2 separate regions of the Homo sapiens genome follow, and region 2 is linked to region 1. The links are chromatin contacts, found by Hi-C or POLR2A ChIA-PET in ENCODE. All regions are on one chromosome and are shown on one strand. Each heading gives the region's core, a stretch centred on a gene start or an enhancer-like site at or near the end of the contact. The rest is flanking DNA. Distances are from core to core; before and after follow the strand shown. Region 1 holds the start of RGS6 (regulator of G protein signaling 6). Region 2 overlaps RGS6 (regulator of G protein signaling 6).

What was found. Hi-C counts contacts between places; a loop is a spot of excess contacts on that map. ChIA-PET counts read pairs that join two places held with the same protein, here RNA polymerase II (POLR2A). Pooled maps may share reads with other maps.
Region 2: a loop to region 1 is called in a map of Right ventricle myocardium inferior, with 14 times the contacts of the local background. The contact joins the enhancer-like site here to the promoter of RGS6 in region 1. A Hi-C loop is called at or near these places in 4 of 168 maps with a recorded cell type or tissue (Right ventricle myocardium inferior, cardiac septum and heart left ventricle) and 9 of 50 pooled maps. POLR2A ChIA-PET finds 5 or more read pairs at or near these places in 3 of 52 experiments (AG04450, RWPE1 and T-cell).

What each region holds. Positions count from the first base shown.
Region 1 is chr14:71,928,080-71,935,842 of GRCh38, reverse strand. It overlaps RGS6 (regulator of G protein signaling 6), which reads right to left and starts at 3,414. Exons shown (of 18, transcript NM_001204424.2): 1 at 2,902-3,414. LOC124903404 (translation initiation factor IF-2-like) reads right to left here and starts at 3,917. Exons shown (of 2, transcript XM_047432046.1): 1 at 3,818-3,917; 2 at 2,953-3,674. The coding sequence starts at 3,917. The coding sequence ends at 2,953. RefSeq lists silencers at 3,166-3,325, 3,346-3,625.
Region 2 is chr14:71,985,803-71,993,565 of GRCh38, reverse strand. The region is part of intron 2 of RGS6 (regulator of G protein signaling 6); the gene reads right to left. Among named protein-coding and RNA genes, the nearest start is that of RGS6, 57 kb to the right of the region's middle. Within about 2 kb of position 4,410, at least 2 of the 41 ENCODE cell types and tissues checked have a DNase peak (open chromatin) inside an H3K27ac peak, as active enhancers do.

The sequences.
Region 1 (7,763 bases), core at 2,165-4,664:
GTTTGAATAAGCCCTCTTCAAAGATCATTCTCATGTCAAAGCAATAAATACGTCATTAGCTTAATTAGTTAAATCTAAAAGTACCTTTTGCCCTTTAGGGAAACAGAGGCCCAGAGGCCACAGGAGAAGTTGGAGTAACTGCAACCAGAACTCAGGTCTCCCACCCACAATGGCCAATGACCTTTCTACTTCTTTTCTGATGCTTTAATCCCTAAATTCAAAAGGAAGCCCCAAGCATTACCAGCCCAAAGTGCAAACACTTGTTTTCAAAGAACAGAAAAAGAAAGAACCTACTCTTTTTGAAAATAAGGACCACCAGTAAAAACTAATATCTGATCAAAATCATTCTGTAAACAAGCAGTAAATTCCCAAGCCTTTAACACATTTCCAAGTTATATTTCCAAGCTATATTTTATATTTATAAAAATGTGTGGGGGAGGGGGACTGGGTAGAAATAATTGACTAGAATAATATTTGGAAGAATATACAGTTAAAGATATGTTAACAGTGGCTCCCTCTCCCTAGCAGATTATGGATAACCTTTATTTTTTTCTTTGTATTTTCCTGAACTGTTTCAATAGCTAAATATTACTTTTGGAATCAGGGGAAAAGTTAAAATTGTTTTTTGAAATATTATATCCATATCACTCAACACGAAAGTTGATTTTGTAATTCTATTTCTTTCCTTACAGCAGGATAGTGTGTGTATAGTAATTATTTATATCATGCCATATGTTACAAAGAAGATGAAATTTGGTAAATATATTCCTTCCAGCTGGAAACTGAAAATGAAGAGGTTAAATGCATTCCTAGGTTCAGAGCAATACCAATTAAGACAAGCTAACTGCAAAGCTAAAGGAAAAATTAATCCCGGTATTGAGATCTCTGACAGCATCCTTTTGAAAAATGTTTATGTGACACACAGCTCCTTATTCCATCCCCTGATATTTAACCCCTGGCACGAAACAGAATGTTCAGCAATTCCTGGCAAAGTCTTAGGAGTTCAGGGGATAAAATGCATGGGAGAAGATGAGAGACATAAGAAATGGAATGATTCTACTTTCACACAAAATTATGTCCCTGTAGACAAAGAGACATCCAAAATTACTGGCAAATTGTCCACAGTAACCTAAATTTATTTTTCTTTCTCAAGAAACGTCTACTTACTTCAAAAACATCTATGTTGCAGATCTTATTCTGCAAGTCAAAAATAAATAAATAATTAAAATGGACTCATTTAAATAAACATTTCTGCCACAAAAGCATTGTCATAATGTTTCACTTGATAAGATGAATTTATTGCTTCAAAGAAAATCTAGTCTTGTTTTACTGAAACTCTCAGCAATATAAATTCAGTGAATGTTAACTGAAATTCCTTAAAGAAAATCAGAAGTAAAGTTAAGATCTGCCAGAATAAATATATAAAAGGAAACACTGGTGGCCTCTCTCCTTCATCACAATACCTCCCAACAGCTGACATTTATAGAACTTGCAGACTCTTTCAGGAAAGGATGAGTTATTGGGAATAGACTCTCTCTACATATATATAGTTTATGGTGCATGAGATCATATTTACAGGACAATTTAGCTTAAGAGTGGTACAATATCAAAGAACTTAGAATTTATCATCTATAGCATGCGAGATTTGGCTTGCAAAGGTTTCTCTCTCAAGAGTCTCACCAAATGTCCCTCAGCCCTCTACTTTCCTTCACAGAGTAGTCCCACCCATTGAAAAAGTGATAAATTAAGAATAAAGAATATACATCTTACAGAAAGTTTCCCACCATAGTCCCAGTTCCCACTCTATGTAATTACCTATTTGCCTATGAAAATTGATATGTAAGAGCCGTGTTGTCAACACATTTAACTAAACCTAACAGTTTCCTTTCAGTCTTAACACTTTTTGACAGACCATACACACACAAACTTGTAGCTCATTCTCTAACTCCATTTTGATACTTACAAGCCCAGTTCTTCCATCTCTCACCCTCCCTGGAAAGAAAGTCCAGTGGAAGTTTTACCTAAACTTGATTATTTTTGCGTTTTTCTTTGGGGTTGTTAAAGGTATTGATCAGAACTCACCTCCCAAGCATTGATAATCCCAAGCCGACGAGACCCCAAATATCTTCAGTTTGTAACATAGAAATGCTACTGGTCTCAATGACAGAGAAGGAAAATAACGTTCCTACTCCGTCAAATTAAGAAACAAAAATGAAATACAGCAGCTTTCATTCTGAACAAAACTAAATTTTCTGGGTCACTTTCCCTGTCTCACTGGGCCACTTCTTTACGCAGCCTGCTGGTGACTGTAAACACGGTCTCTTCACTCCTCACGCAACCAGTTCATTTGTCATCCTCTCCAAGCGAATAGCCACCGCTTCCTTTGCTAGCGCAGTTCCCAAACAACAAACCTCCCCACCCGCCCCTGCCCTCCACACCTCACCGCGGAGACTCGCTTTCTTTTCTTCCAAACCACAAATGGGCGAGCTTGTTCAGGGAAAAAGTTAATGAACGCCTGATTAGAGGCAAAGCTGCCCTACCTGCGATCACAACATCGGAAGACTGGAAGTATCTAAAAGCGCCATCCTCTGCGCTCTCGTCCCCGTCGGTGTGCGCTTCACACCCAGAAACCCAGGAACATGATTTATATGCAGACCTGCACCCATCCCACACAAGTCCACACGCCAGCTTGCCTAACCACTTATGTAAGCTCGTGCTTCCACAGTCCCAAACTGCAGACACACACACACGGGCACCTGTCACGCATCTGAAATGGACAAGCACCCACACCCAGGAGATGAAATCAACACATATTAATGGGGTGGGGAGGGAGGATACTGTTTTAAACCATGTTTTTCCCCCATTTGTTTCTTGCCCATTTTTTATCACAACTACAATTACCTTAGCAACCAAAGAATTGCCTTGACTCTCCCTCTGGCTCCAGAATTTTTCCTAAAGCCAACCTTGCGCCAGGTTCATGATAAAGCTGGAGAAGCCCAGGGAACCGGGGACCGGCAGCCTCTTGGGGGCGGAGGGGAAGTCTAGTCCGTCTCCGCGCCGCTCCCCACAGCCTCGCCTCCTCTTTCCGAGTTTCCGTGGTGGCGAGCGCAGGGGCTCAGCGAGCGAAGAGCGAAGCCCCGGGCCCGCGAGGACGCGCGGCGGGTCGCATGGTGCCGGGACTCGGGGCGCACAGGGTGTCCCCGGCGCGCTCCGGGCTGGCCTGGCTCTCCGCGCTCCCAGGCGTTCGCCGCTTGCCCGCCTCTGCCCGCCCCGGTCGGCAAGGGTGCGCGGAGGTCTGTCCGTTCCCTCGGCGCCTGGCGGCTCCGGCGGCTGTAGGAACGCGGCGCCCAGGCGGAGCTCTCGCCGCCGAGCAGGGCCGAGCGCGAGGAGCTGCCCCAACTCGCGAAGCCGTTCAGCTCCGCGGCCCGCGAGCTGCTGCAGCGGCGCCCGCTGTCGGATGCCGAGCGGAGCTGCAGCCCCGTGCCCCGCGCACCTGGGCGCCGGCACCTGGGCCCCGGCACCTGGGCCCGGACCGCGTGCTGCAGGGAGGGGCCGGCGGGCGGGGACCGGCACCTGAGCGCGTCCCGCGGGCGCCGCCGCACGGCTCACCTGTTCCCAGAGCCGCGGAAGGCGCAGACCGTGATTTGCTCGAGGAGGAGAAAACCTAGAAATGCCTCATCCTCAAGAAGCCGCCGAGAAAACCGAGAGACTGGCTCGACCGGGCGGAGGCTGCTTTCGTCAATTCCAAACTGGCCCGGTCCGGAAACTTCAGCGGCGTCAAGGTTCTCTTAGGGATTCCCGGCCCGGGGTGAGGTGCCCGGCGGCTTCTGAATCTCCCTCACTGACGTGTTGCTGGCGCCCTCTAAATTAAAACGGGACACCGCGACCGTCAGCGATATTGTTCCTAACCTCGTCATTTTTATGTATTCAACATGCACACCACACGCTGCATTTGGAATATTACAGGATGATTCCTATCTGGAACACTACAAAAGAACTTTCGAGAAAAGTAACTCTCAGATATTCTTGGGGGAAGCAGAAAAAAGTCGAAGACAGAAAATGAGAAAGTAACTTGAACTGATGCCTTTCTTTAACGTGGGAGTTTTGAAATGCGATGTGTACTTAGATTCAAAAAGCTGCAGGTGGAAATAGGACAAGATCACTAGTGCTGGACGGTAACCGTGGGATTTGTGTGCAATATCAATGCTATCAATATCAAGAATAAATTTGAGATTTAGTCCTGAATTGTAGTATGTCACCAGAAAAGGGGAAAAATACTTGAAATAAAATACCTAAATGCCTTTAACGATGGATGACCTGGACTCCTCATTCACATGGGTCCAGAAGTTAAAGAGTAAAGTCTCCTTCCCAAATTGTGTCTTTTCCCGCCATTCTACATTGATTAATGGATGTATTCATTCTTTCCTTCAATAGACAAATAGCACCTGCTCTGTGTTAGACCCTCTTCTAACATTAGAAATGGATAATAAAGGAAGCAGTCTCTGCCCTGAAGCCTTCACGTCGAATGGGATAACACACAAGCAGACATGTGTGTTATGGTAGGCTTAGTACACAGAAAGGCGGGGGGTGGGGGGAAACCTGCAACCAAGAGAAACCATACCCAGCCTAGTGAGGAAAATAGAATTGTAACAGATGTCCCAGTTGTTTATTAAAGCTGAAATATAAAATCTTTCTTTCCTCAGGCTCAATACTTGGCTCAAGCCGGTTGTGGAGCTGGCTGTGGCCGTTTGTCACAGTTAAAGAATAGGCTGTACATGGAGCGAAAGGTAGCAACTAGGGAAACTTCCGCTTTGAGGAGCTCTGCTTTTTTTTTTTTTTTTTTTTTTTTTTTTTTTTTTTTTTTTGAGACGTAGTTTCCTTCTTGTTGCCCAGGCTGGAGTGTGGTGGTGCAATCTTCGCTCACTGCAACCTCCGCCTCCCAGGTTCAAGCGATTCTCCTGCCTCAGCCTCCCAAGTAGCTGGGATTACAGGTGCCTGCCAGCTAATTTTTTGTGTGTTTTCAGTAGAGATGGGGTTTCACCATGTTGGCCAAGCTGGTCTCAAATTCCTGACCTCAGATGATCCACCCGCCTTGGCCACCCAAAGTGCTGGGATTACAGACTTGAGCCACCACACCCAGTGGGAACTCTGCATTTCTGAGGCTAGCAGCTCCTTGAGGGCCAAGTACAGCATGAAGGAATAATACTGTGGAAGTATAAACAGCAGGCTCCAGGCTCATCAGAAGAAAGCCTTACTGTGTACTTCTCTTTAAAAAAAAATATGTGAAATCAGATATTTATAGGAATTAGATATGTATTTTCATATTGATACATTTTGTGTATTATATGGGATTCCTGATATATCTATGTAGTATGGTTTCTTATACATAAAATATCTGATTTCATATGTATGTGTATGTATGTGGGGGGTATTTTATATATATATGTATGTAATAGAGACAGGACACATTTTTTGCTGACATGGCCAAGAGATTGGTTTATGTGCTAGGGAATTGAGCAAAGAAGTAAATACATTAAGAAAATTGGAGCCAGTCATCTCACTGCTGGAGAAGGGAATTACCAATACAGAAAGGCAAGAGATCTAGCTATGTGCCTTGAAGTTGGAGATGAAGGTGTAAAATGATTTTGGATCCAAAGAGATTATAGATAGATAGACAGAAAAATATAAGTGTATATGTGTGTGTATATGGTGATATATTTCCTAGGTTTGTCGACTGAGAAGGCCTAAAAGCAATGGCACCCCAGTAGCAATGAACACACCTAACACTCAGACCTTGGTTTCTTAATACCATCCTCCACTGAAAGGAACCACAGTTCCTTGGTATAGTGGATGAAACTAGAATAATTTGTTGTGCAAGGAAATGAGAAAATACTTAAAGAATTATGGAGACATGTCAAAAGAAGACAGAAGTCAGCTTGAAGGGGTTCCTGTTGGCCAAATCTTGAACTATTTAAGGAGTAAAATAGTTAATGACAAATTTAACCCTTTGAGTAAAATAAGAGTCCATGAGTCCATGCTGATAGAAACAGAGAAGGGAACTCTATAGTAGAATGCGACTAATAAATGAAGAAGAAAAGATAGAATTAGAAAACCACCATTTGGCAACCACCATCTTAATAATTGATTCAGGCCAGAATCATCAATAAATGCTAAAATTGGTGGGTAAAAGTTTGATGAGGAACAGGATATTTACATAGTCTCAAAGCATATCTCTAAAAATGTTCATTAATACATCATTAATTATTAATAAGTACAGCATACTTATTAACATGCAGCTGTAATACTTGGGAGGTATCATCTTAATCGACTGGTAAAATTTTACATAAATGAAAACCAGTGATGGGACAAATCAGCCTTGTGCAGCATCCTGATATGATATGCTGAGAATGTAGTGTCACTTCTTATGCATAAATATGTAAGTTAGGATAAAACATCAGACAAATGCAAATTGAAAGAAAAATCAAATAACTGGCCTGTATTCTTTAAAAATGTCAAGACTATGATAGTAAAGATGGTTTCAGATTGAAGGATGCTAAAGAGATGAGACAACTAAATGCAGCATGTGATCTTGAATGGGATCCAAAACCTATAAATGACTTTTGTGGCACAATCAGTGGATTCTGTGGATTCAATGGATTAAAATGGATCATTGTTATTTTCCTGATGTTGTACTCAAGGTATGTAGTAGAGTGTTCTTGTTTTTAGGAAGGAGAAACTGAAATATGAAGTGGTAAAGGGGCATCACATCTGCAACTTACCCTCAGAAGATGGAAAGGGAGCTCTTTGAATTATTTTTATAGCTTTTGTAATTTATTATAACATTATTTCAAAATGAAAGGTTAAAAAACATACATTAAAGTATAAGTGTTCTTACCAAATTAAAAAAATTGTCTTCCCTTTTATAAAATGATCACCATGGGTTTATTTTAAGAATCAATTCATGACTGGCTGTACTAAAAATATGATTTGATCTATTACTTTGTGAATATATACAATAATGTGATTCAGCCCAATACTTTGTTCATTCATTCAGCAATTACTTATTAAGGGCACACTGCATGCAAGGATCCTGAAATTCATCTAAAGTATCAAGTGAAATAATATTTATAGGTAAAACCCTGATTCTTTTGATTACTTCATTATCAAGTGAGGAGTTGCAGGAAAATGTGTAATAGAATTGATTGGCGTAGCTCTCAAAACGGGTGATAAATTGAACAGAAGAATGGAAATGAGTTGGCAATTTAGTTTCAATAACTTCATTGACAGGCCAAGGTAGAAAACTATTGCGTCGATGCATTTGGTGCATGTATTGATATTGGTGGCTTTGGGGAGGATAATGAGTTTTGGGTCATGTGGCCCATTGACCAAGACTGCGCATTCATGACATTTGACAGCTGATGATACTTTTCCTCAAACTCCCACATTTTCTTATTTTCACTCTTAAATGTAGTCTTTTTCTGAGAGCTAAAGACTCTTTTCTTTGCATTTTGGCAATAAAAGGAGAAAAGATTCCAGGTCACTTTTGCTTCATGTTAAATCCTGAAAGAAAATAAATGCCTGATTAGACATGTTAGAAATTGGTTCTTTCAGAGAATGGCTCAAAGGGCACAGAATTAGTAACACCTGGGGTACTTATTAAAACTTAGCAATAAAGAGTCTTGAACAACCAGATGCAGTGGCACACACCTACAATCCCAGCTAACTCAGAAAGCTGAGGCAGGAGGATTGCTTGAGTCCAGGAG
Region 2 (7,763 bases), core at 3,161-5,660, 57 kb before region 1:
TGTTAATTTCTTTATGTATAAAGTAAGGATAACAACAATATCTATGACATAAGATTATCACAAAGATCCGATGAAATAATATAAAATAAAGCATTGTGGCTAGAATACAGTAAGGGATCAATAGATAGTAACTATTCATTTCATTATTATTACTATTATTATAAAAGTATGGGTCTACCATCCATTAATTCATCTAGACTCCATGAATACATTGGAAAATGAATTCCATCTAAAAGCCACTCTCTAAAAAAAATATTTTGTCAAAGTGTGCGCTGTTCATGGCAGCTAAGATGTGTTGCCATGGCCACAGCAAAGCAATGGTTCCAATTAAAGAACACAAATTCTAGTACTTAAGAGATGGAAACTAAAGGGACAAGTTCCCCAACAGGAGTAAGTCCTCCCTTACCTTACAGTTTCTGGGAATTTTTTCAATTCCAGGAGTCTAATTAATGCTGCATTAAAACTAAATACTTTTCCATTTAATTATCTTCAATTGTAAAGACAACATCTCCTTAAAGTAAAAGGCTATGTTCATAACACGTCATGTAGCATCAACTTAAAAACCACAGAAGTCCCTTACATAAAAGGCTCCAACAAATTAATAGAGAAGACAAATGCTCTTATTGAACAATGGAGAAAGAACATGCATCAGACACTCACCTTAGAAGAAATATAGAGAGTATTCATAAGATAAAAAAAGATGAAGCTTGTTTTACCTATTAAAGTAGCAAAGCGTCAAAAGAGTCCTTGTTATAGACAAGGGTGTAGAAACACAGCCCTGCTATATACCACTCAAGAAATATAAGTTGGCCAAATATATCAACCTGACAACAAATATCAAAACCTTAAAATGCATGTGTTATTCTAATTCTAGGAATTTATCCAAGCAAATAATTACTAACGTGCGTAAAAACATAATGAGTAGTTAAGAGCATGGCTTCTAAAAATCAAACAAATTTAAATTTTGAGTTTTCTATTTACTAACCATCTAACCTTAGGCAAATTACCCACCTGTTCTTTATCCGAGTTCCCTCATCTGTTAAATAGAAAGAATAATACCTACACTACACAGGGCTGTGGGCAGGTGTAAGTCAGAATGCAAATAGAACAAACGAAGCAATGTTGCAAGCGCAGAGTAAGGCCTCAAACAACATTAGCTATTACTCTGACTGGTTAAGTAAATAATGATATATCAATAAGATAGAACACTATTTAGGCATTAAAAATGATATTCTAGTGGAGTGTGGGCTCACGCCTGTAATCCCAACACTTTGGGAGGCCAAGGTGGGAGGATCGTTTGAGGTCAGGAGTTCAAGACCAGCCTGGCCAACATGGCAAAACTCTGTCTATACTAAAACTACAAAAAAATTAGCCAAGCATGGCGGCGCAGGCCTATAGTCCCAGCTATTCAGGAGGCTAAGGCAGGAGAATCACTTGAACCCAGGAGGTGGAGGTTGCAGTGAGCCTAGATCATGCCACTGCACTCCAGCCTGGGTGACAGAGTAAGACTCTGTCTCACTCTGTCTCAAAAAAAAAAAAAAAAGATATTCTAGACAAGCATAGGCAAACTACAGCCCCACCCATGGGCCAAATCTGGCTCACTGCCTGTTTTCATAAAGTTTTATTAGAATACAGACATGTCCATTCATTTACACACTTTCTGTGAATGCTTCTGCACTTATAACAGCAGAGTTGATTAGCTGAAAGAGACAGTAAGTCCCACAAAGCCTAAAATAGTTACTATGTGGCCCTTTAAACAAAGTGATCCAATTGCTGGTCTAGAGGAATATTGACTGTCACAAGAAAATATTCTCAATCTATTATGTGAAAAGAAGCTTCCCAACAGCAAGTACAGTAAGTCTCTATTTCTGTTAAAATATGTACCTAGAAAAGAAGCATGGAAGTAGGTACTTCAAAAGTTAACCACAACTCTCTGAGCAGGGGGTTGTTACATGTTTTATTTATTTCTTTGGCTTATCTATAATTTCGGAATTTTTCTTTTACAATTAACATGAACCATTTCTGAAACAAGAAAAAAAATATAAAAGAAGAAACTAAGAAGGAAATAACCTGTTTTAATTGAGACACAGAGGGCAAATACCACATTTAATGGTAAAAACAGAACGGAAAGGTATTTTTCATTGGTGAGAGAAATATTGGTTTGTCTTCTTGTCTGTTTTTTTCTCATCCTCTCTCACAGATAGGAATGTGGAAGATGAGGAGAGAGGGAAGGAAGAAAACAAGGAAAGGAAGGTAACAGCAGAATTGTTACATGATGTGGACAGCCGCCAAACTCAATAGTTCTGAGATAAATAACTGTGCAAGGTTTAGAGGCAATACCCAATGTTTGAACCTCAGAGTTACACAATCCACCCAATACAGGGATAAGCTATGTGGCAGAGAATCTCATCTGAGAAAGATAAAGGATATGTCTCAGGAACGCTTAATCAACAGGTTTGTCCTTCACATTTATTTATCACCTACTTGGTGCCAAGCATTTACAATATCCTAGGGAGACAAACAGAAAATGTTATCTTTTTTTACATGGCATTGGATTCACATGGCATGTCATTTTCATATTGCGTAGAGTGGTGAGTGATTAGGCCTGTCAAAGAGAATCAGGTTCAGGTTCTGCCTCCGATGCCAACTATGTGGAGGATGCTACACCAAGCACTGAAGCTCAGAAGGAGAACAGTTTTGGCAGGGCAAGAAATAAGCTATGTTCTACCTGTTATGTTTGTGGTAAGTGAGGAAGATTCAAACAGAGATGTCTTTTTGGTAGCTGGATATAGGCATTTGGAGTTTGGAGAGAGGATAGCAATTTGGGGATCCTCAATGCAGCATGTAGAGAGGAGGAGATGGCCCCTGGACAGCATACAGAAAAGAATGGGCCAAAGTTTCACGGGGTGGGCAGAAGAAGCTGCCCCGGGAATGAAGACGAAGAAGGAATATGCAGAGATTGGGGTAAAACCAAGACAGAATGCTTGTGAAATGTGCCCAGGAATGATCCTCTCCACTACTTAAAATTTGCTTAAAATGAGCTGTTTCAGTACATCCCTGTGCAGCTGTGAGCAGCTGTCCTGGTTAATAACATATTCCCATGTCCCAAAGGACACAAACCTTGGAAGATGTGTTTCCCAATAACTTTTCAACCTTTTACTGAGCAGAACACATGAATTTTGCCCTTCCTCATTTGGAACCATGTGGAAAGGGGAACCACGAATGGGGATCTGCTTTTGGTTTGGATTGGGGCTTGCTATGGTTTGGATAATGGGATTTTTTGTCCCCATCAAATCTCATGTTGAAATTTGCTCCCCACTGTGGTGGTGTCAGAAGGTGGGGCCTAGGGGAAGGTGTTTGAGTTATAGGCGTAGAACCCTCATGAATGACTTCGTGCTGGGCTGCTGTTCTCACTCTGGCGAGATGGGATTAGGTTGGTTTATTATTATGTAAAGCCAGGATGCCCTTTGGGTATGGTGTCTCTTCACACGTACTCACTTCTCCTTTGACCTTCTCTGACATGTTGATGCCGGTGCCATGCTTCTTGTACACCTGCAGAACTGTGAGCTAAATAACCCTCTTTTCTTTATAAATCCTCTTTTCTTTATACCCAGTGTCTGGTACTCCTTTACAGCAACACAAAATGGACTAAGACAGGACTGAAACTCAAGCAATGGATGTGGTAATAGGAAAGAGAAAGGTACAGTGCATTCAGCAGAGTCACAGTTGTAAAGTAATGCCAACAAAAAAAACCATCTACAACGTGAAATTCGTCTCTGGAGGTCAGTTGATGACCTGAGGTTCACTGAGGATAAACTAAAAACCATACGGCTTAGAGTCTATCACAGCCTCTGCTAAGGTAAGTGTGAGTGACGCAGCTCTATTCCCAAAGACCTGGCCCATGGGAAGTAGTGTACAGGCACCAGACCCCAGGTCAAGAGGTCTGGCTCTGCCACTAAAAGCTGGTTGAGCCTAGAAAGGCCTCTTTACCCCTGAGCTTCAGTTTCCTCATTTACAAAGCAGAAATAGATATGTCTGCCTTATGTTTTTCACAGGCCTTTTACAAATATAACATGCAGGATGCAGAGTGCTAGAAGAAATTATAAAAATGGAAGTCGATATTATCACCGAACACCATAACTCAGTGATTAGAGTATCTTGCCTATGAGGTTGTGATAGCCCTGGCATCCCAGAGGAAAGATCAGAAGTAAGCAGCTCCCCAGGTGGTTGTCTTGTTCCTTCCAGGTCTTGTGAAAGAGCATGGTCTGTGAAGAAGAGACAGCCTGACCTGCAACTCGGGATTCCCACTTACAGGGGAGGCCCAGGCATGGGTTTACCCAGTGTAAGCTCCTTTCTTCATATGCGGCATGGGAATAACAATGATTTTACAGCAGTGCTCTCAGTGTGAGCAATTCACGTGCCCAAAGCACTGGCCCAATGCCTGGCACAAAGTGGGTCCTGCAGAAATTGACAGCCATTTGGACATTGCATCTGAGATGGAGGTAGCCAGCCAGCAAGTGGAATATCCTAGTGGGATATTTCAGAACAGCCAGCTCAACACTTCCAGCAGCTCAATATGCCTGTTTTTTATTTTAAAAAAACAAACAAAAATCTCATCAATAATGTACTGGCATAAATTATGTGACCCCTCAGGAAAGGAAACATATTATTTGAGGGGTGAATGGCAGGTCTTGTATATTTTTTGTAGTACAGGAATGTGCACTTGTTTCTAATTTATCTTGTATACCCCCTCCCCAGTTAGACCCTCCATGGGTTCCTGGAAATAAATCAGCACCACATGGAATCACTGGGTCTTGGTTCCTATGGAAATATTGTCCCAACAAGGACATTTGCCGATGCTTTTTCAGTCTCTTTCAAATCTCCGAAAACAGAAGCTGCAAACTTCTCTGTAAAAAGCCAGTTAGTAAATATTTTAGGCTTCACCGGTCATACGGACAGTCTCTGTCACAACCACTCAACTCCTCCGTGGTAGCTCAAAAAAAAAAGCCATAGATAATTCATAAACAAATGATGTGGCTGTGTTTCAATAAAACTTGATATACAGATACTGAAATTTGAATTTCACATAATGTTCACATGTCACAAAATATGGCTTCTCTTTTAAAGTTTTTCAACCATTGCAAAATGTAGAAACCATCCTGAGGCTCAAGGGATCAAAGGCATGGGGACAGATTAGGCCCAACAGCAAGTTGCTTGCTGACAACTGTCCTAAAGTTGTAACATGTCATCAGCCATAGGAGACTTTTGTTTCAACTACTGACCCCTCCTTCCCAGCAACGCAATGAAGTTAATGACAGTAATAACTCCCTTCAGAAAGAAAATGCTCACCCCCTGCTCGCTCACTGATAGTTAGACTTTATCATCTGTTTCCTTGACTAGCTCCTCGAAGGGCTCATCTACCTTGAGTCACATTAGCGCCCAGGGTCAGACTCTTCCCTGGCAGATTGGCCACCAACACTATCACTTGTGTGCCTTTTGTCAGCCACTATATGTCACAAATCCTGACCAGAACATGGAAAATGACGGAAAGAGAGGCCTTGGCAGAGTCAACAAGCAGATTGGCACATGTCTCTCAAGCTAAGGGAAGTGCGATATGCCAGCACTTTCTCTCATTGTTTGAAAAAAGCACATAAAGTCTTCTACTATGCCAGATGGACAGTCATGAGAAGGTTATTTATTCACTGTATTGTTTAGTATCATAATTAATATTTTTTTAAAATATAGTTCAAGCATGGTGGCTCACATCTGTAATCTCAGCATGTTGGGAGGCTGAGGAGGGAGGATATACTTGAGCCCAGGAGTTCAAGCCCAGCCTGGGCAGCACAGTGAGACCCTGTCTCTACAAAAAAGTTTAAAAATTAGCCAGGTGTGGTGGTGCATGCCTGTAGTCCCAGCTATGGGAAGGCTGAGACGGGAGGATCAAGCCCCAGAGGTCAAGGCTGAGTGAGCCAAGATCACACCATTACACTCCAGCCTGGGGAACAGAGTGAGACTCTCTCTGAAAAAATAAAAAATAAATAAAATAATTAGAGACAAATAGTCCTATAAGGAAGCCACACTGGATGGGACTACAGTAAATGAGGTCTTCCTTTTATTCATTTTGAATGTATCTGCTTGGTCACTTCTCCTCGATGGCATGGGCTTGTTTGTGGGGCCTAACAGGAGCACCCAGTGAGCAGGTTGTGAAGGTCTTTAAGCCACCCTCCCATCCTCACTGCCAGTCTCTGAAACTCTCCTCTTTTCTGCCCTCCAATGAACTTCAGCCAATACAAACAGACATCCCAGACTTAGTTTAGATTGCCACATATCAACCATCACAAATACAGGAAGGAAAAACAAAACTTCAGCGTACCTCCTCCCTAGCTATGAAAAAGACAAAAATTCCAAAATTATTTTCCTTTCCTTTTCTAAGACAGTGTGATAAGTAGAATAACGGCCCTCCAAAGATGTCCACACCCTAATCCCACAAACCTATAAATATGTTATTTGACTTGGCAAAAGAGACTCTGCAGGTGGGACTAAGTTAAGGACTCTGAGATGGGGAGGTACCCCTGGATTATGTGTGTGGGCTCCATGTAATCACCGGGGGTCCTATAAGAGAGAGAAAGGAAGGTCAGAGTTGGAGAAGGAGATATGATGCCAAGAGTAGAGGTGGGACTGATGTGGGGCTATGACTTAGGGAATGTAGGCAGCCTCTAGAAGCTGGAAAAGGGGAGGAAATGAATTCTCCTAGAGCCCCCTGAGGGCATGCAGCTCTGCCAAATCATTTTTCACTCCTGATTTCTAGAATTATAAGAAAATGCATTTGTGGGGTTTCTTGGTTTTTTGTTTTTTGAGACAGGGTCTCACTCTGTCACCCAGGTTGCAATGCGGTGGCACGATCATGGCTCACTGCAGCCTTGAGCTCCCCAGGCTCAGGTGATCCTCCCACTTCAGCCTCCTGAGTAGTTGGGATTACAGGTGCACGCCACCACACCCAGACAACTTTTGTATTTTTTTTTTTTTAAATAGAGATGGGGTCTCATCATGTTGGCCAGGCTGGTCTTGAACTCCTGAGCTCAAGCAATCCCATCTCAGCCTCCCAAAGTGCTGGAATTACAGGCATGCACCACTGTGCCTGGCCTTGTTTTAAGCCATTACATTTGTGGCAATTTGTTATGGCAGCAATAGGAAACTAATCCAGGCAGCTGCTGAAAACGTTACAGACAAAGAGAAAGTATAGTTTCTAATAAGTTAGCCACTGAATCTCATTACATCTAAGCCTGAAGAATGAAAGGAAAGGTCTACTCCTTTCATGCAGGGTCCCTAAACTCCAAAACTATTGAACATTTAAATAAAGTGAGGCACAAAATGGAAGGTTGAAAGGGGTGAGTGGGCAGTTCGAGAACACTGTAGTCATATACAAAAAGCATTACCCAAGAGGACTGCAAAGGATGAGATAGAAATGGAATGTGACTTATTTATAGCAAAGCCTGCCTCCCCTCTCAAGTGTGTGACAGAAGAGCTGTTTTAAAGTTTTATTCTTCAAACTTGGCTGCAGAACTTGGCTGCTTCTCAGAACTGTGCTTTTGTATTTAGCTTTAAAATATAAGAAGCAACCCCATGGTTAAACTGTAGGCAGAGGTGGTGCAGGCAGGAAAAAATGCTGTGGGGAGTAGAAAGAGGTTGAAATGTTATTCTTATTTAGTTAGTTGCTTAAGAAAAACAAATAGAGAATAAAATAGCAAATGTCTTGGAAGGGT